2 separate regions of the Mus musculus genome follow, and region 2 is linked to region 1. The links are chromatin loops, found by intact Hi-C in ENCODE. Cell type or tissue: heart. All regions are shown on one strand. Links, peaks and the distances in the headings refer to the core of each region. The heading gives the core; the rest is flanking DNA.

Evidence for each region. Peaks named below come from ENCODE experiments on the same cell type or tissue, not always from the same donor. Only the 100,000 strongest peaks of a DNase experiment are listed, where the experiment ranks them.
Region 2: a loop joins it to region 1, with 5 times the contacts of the local background. A loop is called at or near these places in 41 of 42 quality-filtered maps.

The regions. Positions count from the first base shown.
Region 1 is chr12:80,765,343-80,775,072 of GRCm38, reverse strand. No RefSeq gene overlaps it. Among named protein-coding and RNA genes, the nearest start is that of Ccdc177, 9.5 kb to the right of the region's middle. In heart, for the core only: no CTCF peak of the experiment used is centred there; a DNase peak (open chromatin) is centred at 5,242; H3K27me3 peaks cover 1,004 bases.
Region 2 is chr12:80,890,683-80,900,412 of GRCm38, reverse strand. No RefSeq gene overlaps it. Among named protein-coding and RNA genes, the nearest start is that of Gm23298, 16 kb to the left of the region's middle. In heart, for the core only: a CTCF peak has its summit at 6,137 (motif pointing left); a DNase peak (open chromatin) is centred at 5,042; H3K4me3 peaks cover 408 bases; H3K27me3 peaks cover 490 bases.

The DNA.
Region 1 (9,730 bases), core at 475-8,474:
GCAGCCCAAGGAGCCAACAGGCGTGATTTACACATCTAACACTCAACTTTGATACTGACCCTCAGGCAGAATTCCTCGTGAGTTCCAAGCAGTATACTGTGGAATTTGGAGTTCAAGAGGGTGTCTCTAGAATGTACTTGATGTCTTTGGGAATGAGGGAGTGTCTAGGAATTTATCTTTCCACGTAGTTTATGGTGCATTTAACTATTTGGGGATCAGATTAACAAAGACAGAATTTCCGCCTGGGTTTCTTTGTGGGTTATTGTACAGTATGACTCTATAATATACCTATGAGCCCAAGGCTTTTGTGGCCAGCCACAGCATGGATAGTATACTCAACACCAAGTGATTTGTCTAGGGATATGGCTCTGTGGTAGAACACTTGCCTAGTATATGCAAGACTCTGAGTTTAATCCTAAGTGCCCAAACAAAACCAAAAAAAATTAAATAGATAATTTGAGGGCCAGCAAGATGGGCAAAGATACTGGCCACCAAGACTGGTGACCTTAGTTTGGACCCCCAAACCCACACGTCAGAAGATGGGGACTGATTTTACAAGATGTTCTCTGCATATAGGAGGTCATGTGCATGCATAGCTATAGTCTGGTGTGTGTGTGTGTGTGTGTGTGTGTGTGTGTGTGCGCGTGTGTGTGTGTATACACGTTTCCCCATCCCACTCACAAAGGACAGCCAGCCATCACAGATCTTGTCTGTGATCGATAACCATTCTCTGATCTAATGAAGATAAGGAAATGAAAACAGCCTAGCTCAGTCCCAGGTGACTTCTTCCTGCTTTTTTGAGGTTCACAGACTATTTATTGGCCTTGGCCACACCCAGAATTGATCTCAGGTTTATCCTTCATGCTTGGCTAATAATGGCCAAGGAATGGAACACCTCTGTGCCCTCATTCTATAGGACGGTTACACCTGAGCAGGAAAGTCAGAGCTCCGACTGAGGAGTGTCACAACATGCAGAGGAAAGACACCACCCCACATAAGGGCTAGGCATGTAGCTTGGTGGTAAAGCATTCATCTGGCATGTACATGGCCCCGAGTTCAATTCCTACCAAGAAACAAATGAAGCACTGGAGAGATGGCTAAGCAGTTAAGAGCACTTGCTGCTCTTGCAGAGGACCTAGGTTCAATTTCCAGGACCCAGAAGATTCAATGTCCTCTCATGACTTCCATGAGCACCAGGCATGCATGCAGGACATACACAAAGGCAAAACAGCTGTGTACACAATTAAAACAAATGGAGTTGGCTTAGTCAAGTGTGTGGCACAAATCAGTGATCCATGCTGCCTTGTACATGCTTGACCCAGGGCGTGTGTGGCACCAGTAGAAGGTATGGCCTTGTAGTGGGTGTGGCTTTGTTGGAACAGGTGTGTCACCATGGGCATGGGCTTTAAGACTCTCATCCCAGCTGCCTGGAAGGAAATCTTCTCCTGTTTGCCTTTGAAACAAGGTGTACAACTCTCAGCTCTTCCTACACCATGTTTGCCTGGATGCTGCCATGCTCCTGCCTTGATGATAATGGACTGAACCTCTGAACATGTAAGCCAGCCCCAATTAAATGTTCTTCTGAAAGTTGCCTCGGTTATGATGTCTCTTCACCGCAGTAAAACCCTAACTAAGACACCTGTATTAGGAGGCAGAGCCTGAAAGATTACAAGTCTAAGGAAGCCTGGGCAACACAAAACACTGTCCAAAAAGTATCTGAGATTCTCCGTATTCTCACTCTGTTCTTTAGAGACAGCTTGTCTGTGCATACCTGGATGGACACACTTCTCTGATGTCATCTTTAAGGAGAGTCTTGCCTGCATCCATTTGAGAAGCTGGCCAGAGGGCGTGGGCTAGGAGATTTGGAAGGACGTGCGGCTTGGGTAGAACTTCATGGCTGTTTCTGGCATAAGCACTAGCTCCCCACAAACTGATGGGAAAATAGGAAACAGAGAGATGCTAGGTGTGGTGCTTTGAATGAGAATGCTTCTTGCCCCACCCTAGACATCATAGTACTTCGAATACTTGGATATCAGGGAGCGGCACTATTTGAAAAGTTAAGGTGCAGCCATGTTGGAGTAGGTGTGTTTAGTAGGTTGGCCTAATGCTACTTGCATTTTAATGCTAATATTGGGCCTCCCCAAGACTGGTTGCCTCAGAGACAAGAGATTCTGCATGTAAGACTCGAGGGACCCTGCCCCCAAGTTATTTGTGATTGGTAAATAAAGATGCCAACAGCCAATAGCTAGACATGGATGAGGATTAGGTTATGAGGGCTGGGGGTCAGAGGAGAACCACAAGGAGAAGAATAGTGCAGGAGGAGGAAGGAAGAAGCCACCACGGATTAGGAGTCCAGAGAACATGGCCTGGAGGGCTGCCCAAGTAGTTAAGAGCAGTCCAGATGAAACATAGAAAGTAATAACTTGAGTTGTCAAAAGGAACACAGAGAGCAGTGTTAAGGCTTATTGTAAATATCAAGGTTGTGTGTGTGCCTTTTATCCAGAAACTTAAATAGCTAAGGCGGGGTAGAAACCTAGGGCCAGGATTAAATACTTTCTACGATGGGTGTGGCCTTGTTAGAAGAAGTGTGTCACTAGGGTTGGCTTCAAGGTTTCAAAAAGCCCATTCCAAGCCTGTGGATCCAGATGTAGAACTCTCAACTACTCCAGCATCATATCTACCTGCATGCTGCCATGCTGTCGTCTGCCATGATGATAATGGACTAAACTTCTGAAACTGTAAGCCAGCCCCTATTACATCCTTTTCTGAATTGGCCTGGTCACGGTGCCTCTTCACAGCACTAGGACACCAACCAAAACAGAAGTGTTCTCTTCTTCTCACACTAACTAGCTAACTCCATAGCTATCTCAGGTTCATAAAGCCTCCAGTGCCCACATTGGGCTAGGTCCTCCTGTCCTTCCCTCGCATAACCCACACTCTTCCTGTACAGTTAGGTCTGCCTCTCCCTTCACCCTCAGCCACAAATCACCCCCAGCTCTGTGACTAAGCCTGTCTGTTCATCACCGAGTCCGAAGACTGACCTTAAGCCTGTACTCAGGCACAAAATACATTTTCCTCCCCAAAGACAAAATCATTTTCCCCTAAATCAAATAAAACCTATGTGAAGAAAATTAGCATTTACTGCATACCTGCCATACACCAAATGACTGGCTATTTAATATGATTTTCAGAGCCACTCTGTAAAACGGATGTAACTCCTGTTTTTAAGACAACGTAACTTCAAGATGGCAAGATATTAAGTAGCTTGCCACATTCATGAGAGAGAAGAAGGACGGAAGGAAGGGTAGAAAAAGAGGAGGCAGGGGTAAGGTGGTATGGACCAATAATCGTAGTACTTGGTGGGTAAGACAGAAGAATCATAAATTCCAGGCCATACTGGACTACATGACAAGACTCTCAAAACACATAGACACATTACACACATAAAACACACACACGTGGTGGTGCACGCCTTTAATCCCAGCACTTGGGAGGCAGAGGCCAGCCTGGTCTACAAAGTGAGTTTCAGGACAGCCCAGGCTACAGAGAAACCCTGTCACAAAAAAACCAAAACAAAAAACAAAAAAACAAAAAACAAAAAAAACCAACAACAACAAAAACAAAAAAAACCCACACACAACACATATTACACATGTAGAACATACACAAGATACATACAACATACACTACATACACAACACACAAAAAGCACACAATACACACATTATACACAACATCACACACATAAAACACATACAACATACATACACACATAACAGAGCAAACACAACATAGAGCATAGCACAACACACACAAAACACACTTAATACACTCACACTATAGACACAACACACACATGCACACACACAGCCGTATGTGCAGTCCTAAGGCATGCTGTGTCTAACTCTTCAGCTTTGGTGGAGGAGGGTGTCTTGACAACCTCTCCCCAGTCCTCAGTGCTGGTGGGAATGTCAGTGACCACTTCCCTATTCACCTGTCTGAGAAAAGGAGGGAGGCAAGAAATGGGACCAAGTTATTAGCAATTATTTGCTTTATAAACCTTTACTGAATATGTCAAACATAAGACCTGGGAAAAGGGGGCTGGCAAGATGGCTCAGCCAGGAAAAGCACCGACTGCTCTTCCGAAGGTCCTGAGTTCAAATCCCAACAACCACATGGTGGCTCACAACCATCTATAATGAGATCTGACGCCCTCTTCTGGTGTGTCTGAGGACAGCTACCGTTACATAGAGTAATAAATAAATCTTTGGGCCGGAGAGAGTGGGGCCAGAGTGAGCAGAGGTTCTGAGTTCAAATCCCAGCAACCACATGATGGCTCACAACCATTTGTATAACTACAGTGTACTTACATACATTAAATAAATAAATAAATAAATAAATAAATAAATAAATAAATAGACCTGGGAACAAAAGGACATAAAACACAGGGCCTCCCCTCTCAAAGGCCATTTTCCAGTTCTTGAATTAGATTTAAAAAAAAAAATAGCTACAGCAAAACCAACATTATGGAAGTGTAGATGGATTCTCATTCGTGTATGTGTGTGTGTGTGTGTGTGTGTATTTTTCTCTAATAAAACATTAAGCCTATAAGCTCAGTAATTTGGGTGACAACAGCTGGAAGATTATAAGACCAAGACAGCTGGGGTTACATGGAAAGTTCCAGTCCAATTTGTGTTATTCAGAAAGACTCTCTCTCAAAAAAGAAAGGAAGAAAGAAAGAAAGAAAGAAAGAAAGAAAGGAGAGAGAGAGAGAAAGAGAGAAAGAGAGAAAGAGAGAAAGAGAGAAAGAGAGAAAGAGAGAAAGAAAGAAAGAAAGAAAGAAAGAAAGAAAGAAAGAAAGAGGGAGGGAGGGAAAGAAAAAAAGAAAAGAAGAGAAGAAAAAGGAAAGAAAAGAAGAGAAGAGAAGAGAAAAGAAGAGAAAAGAAAAGAAAAGAAAAGAAAAGAAAAGAAAAGAAAAGAAAAGAAAAGGTTAAATTTTATATATTGCGGCTCACCCAAACACTGCGTGCCCAGCCCAAACTGACCCAGTCAATGAGTGCCTCACCAGGAGATGTAACTGAGGTGAGTTGTGAGTACAGTCAATTCCGCAGTTGGAAGGAACAGGTATTGTCATCAAGCCCTCTTAAGAAACTGACTTTTGGGTACAACCCGCACCCCTGGATTGAAGGATAGGGTCTGGTGTTACGCCTGGAATGTCGCTTTGGAGGATTCAGAACCTCACTATGACTGAACTCACAGAGGACTGGCGCCACCTGGCGGTAGGAGTGCAGGGCGCACACTGCGGTCCTAGTCTTCCATTAGTCCTGGGTCGTTACCCCAGCTGCCATTCCACTCTGTCCAGACAAATCCTCTCATTTCCAGCAGCAACTAGAAAAATAAAAAGCAACGTTTCCAAACGGAGCAGAGAAACTGAGAGTCTAGTTAGAGGCATGATTTATAAGTACAAAGAAACTCACCATAAGAAAGTTGGAAAGTTTGGATTTGATCATCATTTAGTTAATTTAGTTAATAGTAATAATTGTCTTTCATTATTTTGTCAACACACGGTATTTTGTATTATGTGCAGAACATATTTCATCTCACTTAATTCTCAGTAACAACCATGTGAGATACATTATAGCCTTCTTCACCTTTTTAAAAGGTGGGCAATCAAGTGCTGGGGAGATGGCTCAGTGGCCATCCAAAGGACCAGGGGTTCAAAGCCCAGCATCAACATAGCATCTCTCAGTTGTGTGTAACTCCAGTCCCATACACTAGCTTCTGACCTACTCAAGCACCAGGCATGCATGCGGTGCACAGACATAACCTCAGGCAAAACCATCCATACACATATCAAAACAAAACTATTAAAGGGTAAGCAAAGTTTATTGACAAAATAAAAAGACAGGTTCCCTATTACAGCCATTCTGTGTTGATCAAATGGCTATTCAGAGAGGCTAAGGAATTTCCTTGAGGTTAAAGAGTCAAGACATAGACAAACTGGGATTTCAACTTGGTTGTAGACTCTGATACATTTATCCTTAAGTGACCTGATAGGTATGGCCACTCAGCACACTGAAAGTGGAACTCACCGACCTTGCCTTTCATCCTTCATTTCCAATCTGAATAAATGGCCCTACCTCCTCTCCACCCCAACTCAGTCTCCGATGTATAGTCCAGAAACCTGGGGAGTTTTAAGCGCCCCCAGAGTCACTTACCAACCGTGTGTGTTGTCTCTCATATATGCTTTTTTGTTTTCATTACTGAAGACTGGATCCAGGACCTCATACACAGTAGGCAAGTTCTCTACCACTGAGCTATATCCCCAACCTCTCACATCTACTTTAGATGTTCCCCTCTGTCCTCACTGCCACAGCCTCGACTCAGGCCTGCCCAGAGCTTACCTGATTAGATGCTCACTGAGCAGTATGGTTGATTTATAGTACATTCTCCCACTTCAGTCTCCATGGTAATGGGCTCTGCCACTGCTGTCCCAGTGGTTGGCACCCAGGAGACACTCAAATCTGAGCGGCTCAAGGTAGCCAGAAGTCATTTTTTTCCACTTTACTAACGTTCTATTGAGTTCATATTTAGTATTATGTAACATTCATATTTACTAAATCCCTAGACCCCTATGCCTTTGTGTATGACTGAAGTCAGAGCGTTTCGAAAGTCTGGGTGTTACAATGGAATCGTGAGTGTGGCTCTACTTCCACATGACTGGTCTTCGGCTAAGTAAGGATGGGGGGTAAATCAGTAAAGTGCTTGCCGTGGTAAGCATTAAGGACCTGAGTTTGGTCCTCAGAACCCATAGTTTACAAGCTGGGTGTGGTGATAAATTCAGAGCTAAGGAAGTGGAAACAAGGAAACCTGGGGCTTGCAGGCCAGCGAGATCACCTGCAGCCAACAACAACACTGGATTCATAGTAATGTTCCCTCCAGGTGTCCTTGCTGACAGCTCTATGATGTAGGTGTTTTGTTTTTTTTTTTAACTGCATGTGGTGTGTTTGATACGTGTGAACATGTATGTAGGTGCAGGTGCAAGCACAGCACACATGTGGAATTCAGAAGACAACCTCAGGCATCAGCCTTGGCCCTGTGGGTTTTTTAAATTATTTATTCATTTAATGTATTTAAATATGCATACCAGAAGAGGGTATCCGATCTCATTACAGATGGTTGAGAGCCACCATGTGGTTGCTGGGAATTGAACTCAGGACCTCTGGAAGAACAGCAGTGCTCTTAACCACTGAGCCATCTCTCCAGCCCCGGCCCTGTGTTTTGAGGGCATGTTTGGGATGTAGTTTCCTGCTGTTTGAACCATGCTAGCCGATTTAGACGCTTCCAGTGACTGCCTCCCACCTCACTATAGGAGTGCTGGGATCACAGACACATGCCTCTGTGTCCGGCTTTATTGCTGCTTCTGAAGATGTGAACTCAGATCTTCATGCTTGCTTGCAAGTCTTTTACCTGCTCAGCCATGTTCCAGCCCAGGCATGCTGGTTTCTGATCCCCCATAGGATAGAAACAGTACCTGCTTCATACCTTTAATGCTTGAAGCAGATTAATAGCTCAAAATATTCTGATGCAGCTAGTTGTACAACACATATAACAGGCAGAGTAGCACTACTCAGACTCCATTTCTTCTCAACGATACATAGCAGAAAGTTACTAAACAGTCTTGACCCAAAACAGAGGAGGCCCTGTCTACCTTGCAGGGCAGCTTGGAAGTCCTTGCCATTGCCGTAGCACGCTGGCACAGTGCTGGCCTTTGAGTGATTCTTTTTCTATTGGTAAGCCTTCCCAATTTCTGCATTGATTAGCAATGTTCCCTCAGGTCTCCTTGCTGACAGCTCCATACGGTAGGCATTTTAAAATGCATGTGGTGTGTTTGAGATGTGTGTACATGTATGTAGGTGCAGGAGCAGGCATGGCATGGCACACATGTGGAATTCAGAAGACAACCTCAGGAGTTGGCCTTTGCCCTTCATATTGCTTGAGTCGGAGTTTCTTGCTGTTTGCTGCTGTTTGAAAGATGCTAGCTAAAGAATAGAAGTTGATGCTATTTTGATTAGCATAGCCCTTACTAAAGTATAAAATACGTTCTTTTGCCAAATATTTCCTTTACCTGCTGGTTTATATCTGAAATTTCTTAACGATTTAATCTCAAAAAATTAGGAATGATGATACTTTAATCATACTTGTCTAGATCCACTTGGGAGGCAGAAAGCCACAGTAATTTAAACAGGGGAAGCTTAATTTAAAGAAAAGGATTGAAGCTAAGAAAAGAAATGAGTGCACACGTACATAGAGGTCTAAAACTTGCCTCAGCTTTAGGTGCTCAGGGAAGGACACCGGAGGGAAGAACCTGCCTCGAGATCGCAGTTCAGGCCTTCTCGGAGGAGGTGAGGTTGCAATCTAGGGCAGGCAGGGTCTACCTAAGGCGGGCAAAGGAAGGTGGCCCTCAAACCCAGGCATCATTAAAGGACTGTTCTGGGGCGTCAGCTGAAGGGCAGTGCCACAGGAAGTCCCAGGCTTCTGTATCGCAAACCGGGTAGCTAGAATAGGAAAGAGCCAGGAAGAACCAGGGGAGGTCCCTCTGCCCACCTCCCCGCCCCCGTCCCTAACCCCAGCACCTCCCTCTCCTGGTGAACCTCCACGCGAGGCTCATTGTCTAGTGGGAAGTACTTAGTCTGTTTCGCCAGGACAGGTACTGCAAGGTGGATTTGGAGAGGTCAGCTGATGAGTGACACAAGCTGTTCTCAGCCATTAGAACAGGGGCTGGGAAGCAGTTCCACGGGAGCCTGATACTAAGCAGTTAAAGCTTTGAGTCACGTTGTCTCTGTCAAAACTATTGATGTTGGCCACTGTTGTACAAAAGCAGAGCAGACAATATGTGAGCAACTGAGCGTGGCGGTGCTCCAGTGAAACCTGATTTCCCAAAACTGGAGTAGGCAAGGGATCAGCCAGTTCCTGATGTGGGACCTCCAAGTGCAGAAAAATACAAGACTAAAACCTATTCTCGGGCTGGAGCGATGGCTCAGTGGTTAAGAGCACTGACTGATCTTCCAGAGGTCCTGAGTTCAAATCCCAGCAACCACACGGTGGCTCACAACCATTCGTAATGGGATCTGATGCCCTCTTCTGGTGGGTGGGTCTGAAGGGAGCGACCTGGTACTTATGTGTATTAAGTAAATAAATCTTAACAACAACAACAACAACAACCTCTTCTCTGCAAAGAGGGGTGGATTTCAAGGGTGTACAGAGCAGAGCAGAAGAGGGAGGCTCCAAAAAGAAGAACTTAGGGGTTTTGTTGGTTGCTTGCTTTTAAGATAGGATCTTACAGCTTCGGATCCTTAAGCCTCCTGCCTCAACCTCCTGAGTTTTGGGATTATGGCAGCAAAAGAAATTCAAATACATTTAAATAAAGATAATAATGTTCACACTGCATGGTGGCTTGCTTATTTATTTATTTATTTATTTATTTATTTATTTATTTATTTATTTATTGCTTTAGTCTAAATTAATGAGCTACTGCATTAAAAGGCTTAAGAACCCAATAAATTATCTTTAAGGACTGGCATATGGCAAAATAAATCTGTATTTCATAAGATAAAACCCAGAGAAGTTTAAAAAAATAATAAAACCTTGTCAGAGACCTAGAGGGACGGCTGGGGTTCAGGAGCCCTTTCTGCTTTTCCTGAGAACTCCCCACCCATGTGCACAGGGT
Region 2 (9,730 bases), core at 1,160-9,159, 120 kb before region 1:
TTCACTGGTGGGCTAAAGCTCCTGAAAGACTTCAGCCCCCAAGTTCTGTCTACATTGTAACTTTATACTCTAAAACCTTGAGGTGGGGTGACACAGGCAACCAGGACTTTCCAGCAGTTAGCTTGGGACTTCTGTTTTTAAAGGCATATGTTACAATGGACAGCTTTTGCAGGCAGGTTGCTAGAGGCAATGAATGGCCTATTTTCTTTCACCTATTTTTCTCCTTTCTAATCACCTTGGGAAGGAAACTTTTTGATTACCTTAGGGCTTTGTTCAGGTCATTCTGTTTCGGATAGCAAGGTGAAGTCGTGTTTTGCAATAACAGTGTTGTTGTAATTAAATCACTAAACAAATCAGTATCTAAATATTGTCTTTTCTATCTTATCCCCCTTCATCACTACCCATAGCAAGAATCATGCCACTGCTGTCATAGCAGAGAGGAACACTAACATAGTTCATAGAGGAAAAGACAGCTATACATTTCCCCACGGATGCCCTCCTGTCAGGCTGCTCATATCCAGGACCACACACTCACTCCTCTACACCTTGTCTTTAGTTCCACTGGGTTCCTATTTGGGCCTCAATTATGTTGCATGACAAGACTTTTTTTTTTTTCTGGAAAGACACAACACACATGTCTACTTACCCCAAATAGGGAGTCTATGATTGACCAAAGTATAGATACTACCAAAGTCCAATTTGGGGAACCAAATGAATTATATTGGGGTTACTTATGGAAGCAGAAATGACTCAAAGACATTTGCATCACCAAAGTCCACTCCAGCATGGGTGACATTTGCAAAACCTGAGAACCTGAAACACACTGTACAAGCTACAGGTACCGAAGTGGGTTAGAGATTCCCTTCCAGGTGACTCAGCTGGTCTGAACTGTAGGGGGCATGGAGGTCTAAGTGTTCACAGATAAGCTCTCAGGGGACCTGGAATGTTAAGAACAGAGTTGTTTTTTTCAAGGGAAGGAATACAAGGCCTGTTATCTGCTCAGAATGCTGGGAACTGATGTATTTTCCACCCTGGTGACCTTTGTACTGTCTATGTGACCTGAGATGGCACCCCCAAACCTTATCATAATCTTGTTTTTCTCTGTCAATAGAACCCATCTTTATGGGAAGTGTCATAAAGAGTTTCTTCCTTTCTTCCTCTCTCTCTCTCTCTCTCTCTCTCTCTCTCTCTCTCTCTTTCTTTCTTAAATAATTTATTTATTATTATACATAAGTACACTGTAGCTGACTTCAGACACACCCAGAAGAGGGCATCAGATCTTATTGCAGGTGGTTGTGAGCCACCATGTGGTCGCTGGGATTTGAACTCAGGGCCTTCGGAAGAGCAGTCAGTGCTCTTACCTGCTGAGCCATCTCACCAGCCCAAGAGTTTCAAAGTAGTCATATCTGACCTTTATTTAGCTTACTTTGTTTCTCAAAGAGACTTATGTATATTTTGTTGTATATGTGGGATTGAGCTGATTATCACAAGAAAGTTTTCAAATTTTGCTTAAATATACCTAAAACAAACCACTCCAGAAGTTTGAACCAACATCATCTACAAAGCTATACTGCACTAAACTGCTTTCTTGCCTCCAGCATATTTCTTCTCTGCAGGGCATGAAGGTCATAGAGACACCCACCACCACCCACCATCTACCCTGACTCTAAACCTCTTTCAGACATTTTGACTGGTCTCTGCTTCTTATTTGTAGCTTAGCTCATCTGAGAGTCTTTGCAGCTGGGCTCGTCTTTATTGTTAACTCTCAGGAGAGAATGGCCCTGGTGAATCTGAGGGAGAGAGAGAAGAAGAGAGAAGGGAAGGAAGGAAGGAAGGAAGGAAGGAAGGAAGGAAGGAAGGAAGGAAGAAAGAAAGGAAGGAAGGAAGGAAGGAAGGAAGGAAGGAAGGAAGAAAGAAACGAGAGTTATACAAACAACCTCAAGAATATAGAAATATAAAAAGTGACATGATTATACAGAGTAAAAATTTTAAAATCTAAACAGTACCTTGGACCATTTTATACAAATTTGAATTTTCTAAACATACTAAGGGCCCAGCAAGATGGCTCAGCAGGTGTCTTAGTTAGGGTTTTATTGCTGTGAAGAGACACCGTGACCAGAGCAAGTCTTATAAAAGAAAACATTTAATTGTAGCTGGCTTACAGTTTCAGAGGCTTAGTTCATTAACATGGCAAGAACCATGGCGGCATGCAAGCACACATGGTGTTGGAGAAGGAGCCGAGAGCTCTACATCTTGATCCACAGGCGGCAAAAGGAGACTGTGTGCCACACTGGGTATAGCTTGAGCATAGGAGACCTCAAAGCCTGCCTCCACAGTGATACACTTCCTGCAACAAGGCCACACTCACTCCAACAAGGCCATACCTCCTAATAGTACCACTCCCTATGGGCCAAACATTCACACACAAGTCTATGGGGGCCATGCCTATTCAAACCATCACAGCAGGTCAAAGTACTTACTGTGTAAGCCCAACAACTTGAGTTTGATCCCTGGAATCTGTGCAAAGGTAGAAGGAAAATACTAACTCCACAAAGTTGTCCTCTGACCTCCACATGTGTTCTGTGGTATACACAAACACAGATCTCCAAAACACATTTTATGAACACAATAACGAATGACAATTTTAAAACTGGTACATTAAAATAGATTTTCGGGAGTCAGATCTCGTTACGGATGGTTGTGAACCACCATGTGGTTGCTGGGATTTGAACTCCGGACCTTCGGAAGAGCAGTCGGGTGCTCTTACCCACTGAGCCATCTCACCAGCCCCAAAATAGATTTTTTTAATTGACAAAATCATCTCAATAAAATAAGAAGTCTAAGTTGATAATCAGCTAAGACATGGAACTCAGAGAAGCTCAGTGGAGCACACCTTTGATCCCAGCACTAGGGAGGCAGAGGGAGGAGGTTCTCTCTGAGTTCAAGGCCAGCCTGATCTCCATATCATGTTCCAGGACACCCAGGGCTACACAGAAAGACACTGTCTCAAAACAAAAAGACACTGGATTCATAATCAAAGGTCTCTCATCAAAAGTCAACAGGCCCAGATGCACACAGCTATAATTCCAGCACTAGAGTAGCTAAGGTAGGAGGATCTCAAGTTCAAAGCCAGCCTGGGCTACAGAGCAAATAACTGCTTCAGAAAACTAGAAATGGGAGCCCCTCCCTCACTTCATTTTCTGAGGCTATTACTTGGAGGTCAAGCAAGGACAGGAACAAGAAAATCACAGGTATTTTCACTTACCAACATAGAGGGATAACTAAGACACAGCACTGTATTTTAGAATGCACATCTAGGTGTGAGTTATCACAGCCAAGCAGATTTAGCAGGACTCTAAGGGATGGTTTCACAGCAAGAAACTCTATTGGAATACAAAACGGGGCTTTACATTAACATATTAAAGAAAACACATTTTAACCATTGCAGAAAAAAAGCATTTGATAATTGAAATACCGTTCATCATTAAGAATTTTCAGAAATCTAGAGACGAAAAGAAACATCCTTCACTCTATAGATGCCCACAGTCAGGCATGCAGGTTGGGTGTCTAAGGACTTTTTGCCCCAGGAGGATTGCCACTTCAGCCAGAGGATGCTATAAGGCAATTATAAACTTGGTTGTGCTAAGGGTCTGGGTGGAGTGTATAGAGATGTGGTTTTATTCTGGACTAATGCTGTCAGCAAGTTAGCAGTTCTGGGACTGGGTATTTTTTATTTTGTAAAGATTTATCTATTTTACTTTATGTGCACGGTGTTTGCCTGTATGAATGCTTGTGCACCACATGTGCACCTGGTGCCCTCAGAGGTCAGAAGAGGGCGTCAGGATTCACTGGAACTGCACTTACAGATGGTTGTGAGTCAGAGCACCAAAGCACTGGCAGGGATTCATGTTTGCTGGACACAGAAGAAGGCATTTGGGAGCGAGTGGAGCTCCCTGGCCTTCTCCAGAGGTGCACCTGCCGGGAGCCTCCAGGTGACCTGGAAGCTCTAGATATGTTAATAACTTTAATCTAGGATGTAGACCTTGGTTTCAAAGTTCTCTGCCTGACCCCTGGTAATTATGGCACCTAGAGGATGCAATAAAGCCTTGTGTGGTAGTCTCCTACTTACTTAGTCTCCAAGGTCCATGCAGCCTGGCCTTCATCTTCCTCTTCATCCCCATCCTGGTTTACCCTTCTGCCCAACTATTCCGCACCCCTTCCTGTGTTCTCTGCCTTTTCTTTGTCCTCACAACCTTCATTACTCTCTCTTGCCCTCCCTGCTGCCTTTCATCCACAGCCAATGAAATACCCACAGTCCCTGGGACCCTGTCAGGCCCAGAAGAGACAAGGGTAGCAGAGGAAGACACAGGTCACAAGATGCACACTTGAGAACCAAGAATGTACAAAGTGGTCCGGTGTGCCTAGCCCTCACCCCGCCCTGGCCTTTAGCCGATGTTGGAGGAATATCTGTTGAAACAACTGTATCTGTGATAGATGGACTATGTTCGAATACCTCCTCAACCCTGGTCCCTGTGAATGTGGCTTTAATTTGAAGTAGGGTCTCTGCAGATGTTAGCAAGCCACAGTGAGAATGTATCAGCTCAGGGGGACCCTGGTATGGCACTTGGAGACCTTACAAGAAGAGCATCGCACTGTGAGAAGATCGGGGAGGAACTGGAGTGGAGCAGGTATGAGAACAGCAAGGCCAAGAATCACCAGAATCTAAAAAGAAGGAAGAACAGATTTTTGAGCCTTCAAGACACATCAGGAACTTTTTCAACACCTTGATTTTGGGCATCTGTCTTTCAGAACCGAGACAATACAATCCTGTAATATTAAATTGTCCCCTGTACTGATGAGTTCTAAGGCCGCTCTAGAAAACTATTTATCTAGGACTCCTAACTCTCGTTTCCATTCTCAGGCTACAGCTGCCTAAAGTTCAGGATAGATCTCGTCCTCTCAGACCTGGAGGAGGCCGTCTCCTTCGCCGACGCTAGAAGGCGCTAGAAGGCTGTGCCAGCGCCACCTCTTGGGCTGGCTAAAGGTTTGGTTTCTGGTGCAGTGCAGTGTGACTTGCTGGGATCCTAAATCCAAGCTGGTGATTGGATACTCGTTTCTGTAAGCTCTTTTCAGAGAAAAGGGTGTTTGTCCTGTCGGGGAGCCGAAAGTGGTTTCTCTCCTTTCAAAACTGCCCTGTCAACCCGGGCTCCCGCTTTACAACTGTACAGCCTCAGCTCTTAAGAGAGACCTATGTTCAGGGACCTATGGCCTCCCAGGCTGGCGAAAGGTTGCCTGCCGTGCAAGGAGGCGGCGGGCCACAAGGCCTGAGGATGCAGAGGATGCAGAAATGCTTTGCCAGGGGAGTTTAGGCAGAACTTAGTATTTTCAAATGCCACCTTGACAGCATCCTTTGGCTGAGTCACAAGCCGAAATCCAGGTGGGAATTCTTAGTCCTTCTGTCCTCTCAGTCTCAGAGAATTTACTCCAGAGTTGTGGATCTTTTTAAAAACATATTCTTTTTACATTTAGTGTGTGTGTGTGTGTGTGTGCATGTGTGTGTGTGTGTCTTGTTTTCATGTACCTCTGTGTACCACGAGCCTGCTTACGCTACAGAGGCCAGAAAAGGGCATCTGGTGTCCTTGGAACTGGAGTTACAGGTAATTGTGAGCCGCCATATGTGTGCTGGGAATTGAACCTGGGTTCTTTGGAAGAGCAGCTTGTACTCTCCCACAAAAAAAATATTTCTTTTAAAAACTATTGTGCACGTGCCCACATGTGTGGAGGTCAGACATCTCACAAAAGTCATTTCTCTTCTTCCACTATGTGGGTTCTGGGGTCAGGTCTAGAGAGTGAGTTCCAGGACAGCCAGGGCCACACAGAGAAACCCTGTCTCAGAAAACAAACATGCAAATAAATAAATAAATAAATAAATAAATAAATGAAATTATACACTTACAGAAAGCTTCCTGCCCCCCTCCAGATATTGTTACACGCTTCTTAAAAGTGAACACGTAGTCTGGAGAGATGGCTCAGCTGTTCAGAGCACTGAGTGCTCTTCCAGGGGTCCTGAGTTCAATTCCCAGCAATCACATGGAGGCTCACAACCATTTGTAATGTGATCTGGCGCCCTCTTCTGGTGTGTCTGAAAACAGCTACAGTGTGTTCATACACATTAAATTTTTTTTTTAAGTGAAGACATTCTTCTGTGTGGTCATGACGCACTCATCGACTCTAGAGCTCACCAGTAGCACACGATCATCCAGCCTGCACACCCTGCTCCGCGTTCTCCTCATCTAGTTCATGCCTGTAAAACCGTCATCCCCTCAAGGACTGAGTGGGCTGACCACCCAGTTCTCAAGCCCCGGCTGTGTGGCTCTCGTTCCCTTCTGGTGTCTTCACGCCCCACAGAGTTTGCGCAGAGCATGTGCTCTCTATTCTCTTGGTAATAACATATCTGGTAATTACCGTGCGTCAGAGATGGCCCAAGGAGGACCCAAGTGTGTGTGTGTTTCCAGGAATATCGTGACTCTCCATCCCAGGAATGTAAATATGTAGTAAGCTTGCATCAGACCTCGTAAAATGCTGGGTTCCATGGGGAGAGACAGAGGAGGTGGGTTCTGCCCCTGTTCCGCCCTCACAAGCAGATTGTCCCTGACCCTCTGAATTCCTTACACCCTCCCTGTACAAAGCCAATCACCTCTATGTCACCTGAAAACAAGCTTTTGTCATCTACTAGGAACGAATGTAGTGAGCCTTTTTCTGAGCCCTGGTCACAGCCTGAGCCCCTCACGCTCTGGCCCTCTGCACGGACCTCAGAATGAATGCTTAGTTCACTGCCAAGCTGTATCTGCTGTTTCCTCTTGCCTTGGAGATGGAATCCTTTTGGCCCTTTCATCCGTGTGTCTTTGTCTCCTCATATAGTCATCCAGGAATCTCGAGCCTGATAGATAGATACATATATCAGGAGATCCAAGTTCAGCTCCCTGCACCCACACCAGGTAGCTCACAACTGCCAATAACTCCAGCTCCAGGATGTCTGTCTGCTGTCTCTAGCCTCTTTGGGCACCTGCACTCAAGTGCACATACCCACACCCAGACCCGTAATTTAAAAAAAAAAAAAAAAAAAAACAATTTTAAAGGGTCCAGATTAGAAGACGGTTCTCCTCCCGTATGGTTCTCCTCCCGTATCACTCCATCAGCCTCCAGCACTGGTCCTCAGAGGAGCTCAGTGCTCCTCGCATTGTAAATACAGGTACATTTGCCTCTAGGAGTTCTCTGTATACAGAAAAACACGCATACTGATACATTCTTGCTCTTTTTTTCTTTTTCTTTACTCACTTTACATCCCAATTGCTGTCCCCTCTACAGGTCCCCCCTCCCAAAGTCCCTTCCCCCAGTACATTCCCCCCCCTCCCTCCCTCTCTCTCTTTTCAATTTTATTCTTTAATCTTTTTTCACAGTCCAGACTTCATCCCCTTCCCGGTCTGTGCCCCAACCGCTCCCCTTCTCATAACCCTCCCCCTCCTCCCACCCTCCCTACACCATCTCCAAGAGAATGTCCCCATGACCCACCCCCACCCACCCCCAGGCCTCCCCACTCCCTGGGGCCTCAAGTCTCTTGAGGGTTAGGTGCAGCTCTCACTGAGGCCAGAACGGGCAGTGCTCTGCTGTATCTGTGTTGGGGGCCTCATATCAGCTGTTGTATGTTACCTGTTGGTGGCTCAGTGTCTGAGAGATCTCCAGGGTCCAGGTCAGTTGAGACTGCTGGTCTTCCCAGGGGGCCCCCTCCTCCATTGCCATGTGCTCCATTAGGCACCTGGTCTTTCTCAGACCACAATATGTTCTGTAGATTGCCCCTTAAGTAATTTTAGTTTTGAGGGTTTTTTGTTGTTGTTTTTGTTTTGTTTTGTTTTGTTTTCCAGTATTCATTGTCTATTTGGATATATTAGATGTATTTAACTAGCCAGGCTGATAACTCCTGGCGTTGTGTTCACATTTTTACTTTATTAAATAGTTGTAATACATAATGTAGATAAAAATGAGCAAGGACATCTGCAGAAAAAGATCTCCGAAGTGGAAGATTGAGTATGTCCCTCCAAAAGTCATATGTTGGAACGTAACCCTAAGGTGGAGATAAAAAGTGGGGCCTGTGGGGAGTGAACAGGTCATGGGCTAGTGCTAATGTCCTTGTAAAAAAGGGTGGGGGTGAACTAGCTAGGAACCTGTGGGCCCTTCCATCTCTCCTGCTATTGAGGATTTGTTTATCTCTTTTATAATGTCTATGAGAAAGAACCAAGTGGTATAGAGACCAGGATTCCAGCAGACATTGAAAAGGCAGGACCTTGATCCTTCCATTCTCCAGACATTGAGAAGTAACGGTCTATGGTTTGTAAACCACCCAGTGTAACAAACTACGTTAGAGCAACACAGATGGATTACGCCCAGCATCGAACTTCCAAGTTAAATGGTATGTGGTAGTTGTTTCCTTCTGCTTAAAACATTTTATTTATTTAGTAAATTAATATGATGTGTACCACATGTGTGTCTGGTGCTTCGGGGGGGCGGGGGGAGTCAGGAAAAGGCATTAGAATGCCCTGGAACTGGAGTTACAGATGGTGGTGAGCCAGCATGTGGGTCCTGGGAACCAAACCTGGGTCCTCTGAAAGAGCAGCAAGTGTTCTTTAACCACTGAGCCATGTCTCTAGCCTCACAGTGATCATTTTCTTTCTTTTTGTTTTGTTTTGTTTTGTTTTGTTTTGTTTTTCGAGACAGGGTTTCTCTGTCCTGGAACTCACTCTGTAGACCAGGCTGGCCTCGAACTCAGAAATCCGCCTGTCTCTGCCTCCCAAGTGCTGGGATTAAAGGCGTGCATGCACCCACCACTGGTATCCCCACTGCCCAGCTTAATCATTTTCAATTGAAGTAAATACTTTTATTTAGAAACAGCCACACAAGTACAGAAAGCTTCCTGAACCATATGCCCAACCCCCTCCAATAATGTAATGTGTTTTCCTACCTATAGGCTAGAATGCAAAAACAAACTAAAGCACACACACACACACACACACACACACACACACACACACACACACCAGTGGCACAGCATTATCATCTAACCTTTGTCCCCATTCAACTTTTAACCAGATAACAGTTGGCTTTTATGTAAATAGATACTCAGTTGAGTCAAGGCTACACTCTGCTGTGTCTCTCTGAGCTTCCTCAGTGTGGACCGGCTCCTCAGTCTCATCTTTATGACCTTGACATTTTGGAGACGATGGGCCAGTTAGTTTGTAAAATATCACTTAATTTGAGGTTCTGCCTCATTTTTTAAAAAGGATTTATTTATTTTATGTATATGTTTTGTCCCGTTGATCAAAGTGAAGTCTGGGACTGGTGGGATGGCTCAGCGGTTAAGAGCATTGGCTGCTCTTCCAGAGGCCCTGAGTACAATTCCCAGCGACCACATGGTGGCTCACAGCCATCTATAGGGGGATCTGATGCTCTCTTCAGGCAGGCAGATGTATATGCAGTGGAGCACTCATACATTAAATAAATAAAAAAATTTAAAAACAAAAACAAAAAACAAACAAACAAAAAAGTGAACATTTTCTATGTGGTGTTGTCATATCATTCCCAGGGGGCACAGAAAAAGTGTCCATTTGCGGCAGTTGCAGCACTGATAACGGAACAAAGGAAAGATGGTGTCCAGGTTGGGGAAACTGACGAATTT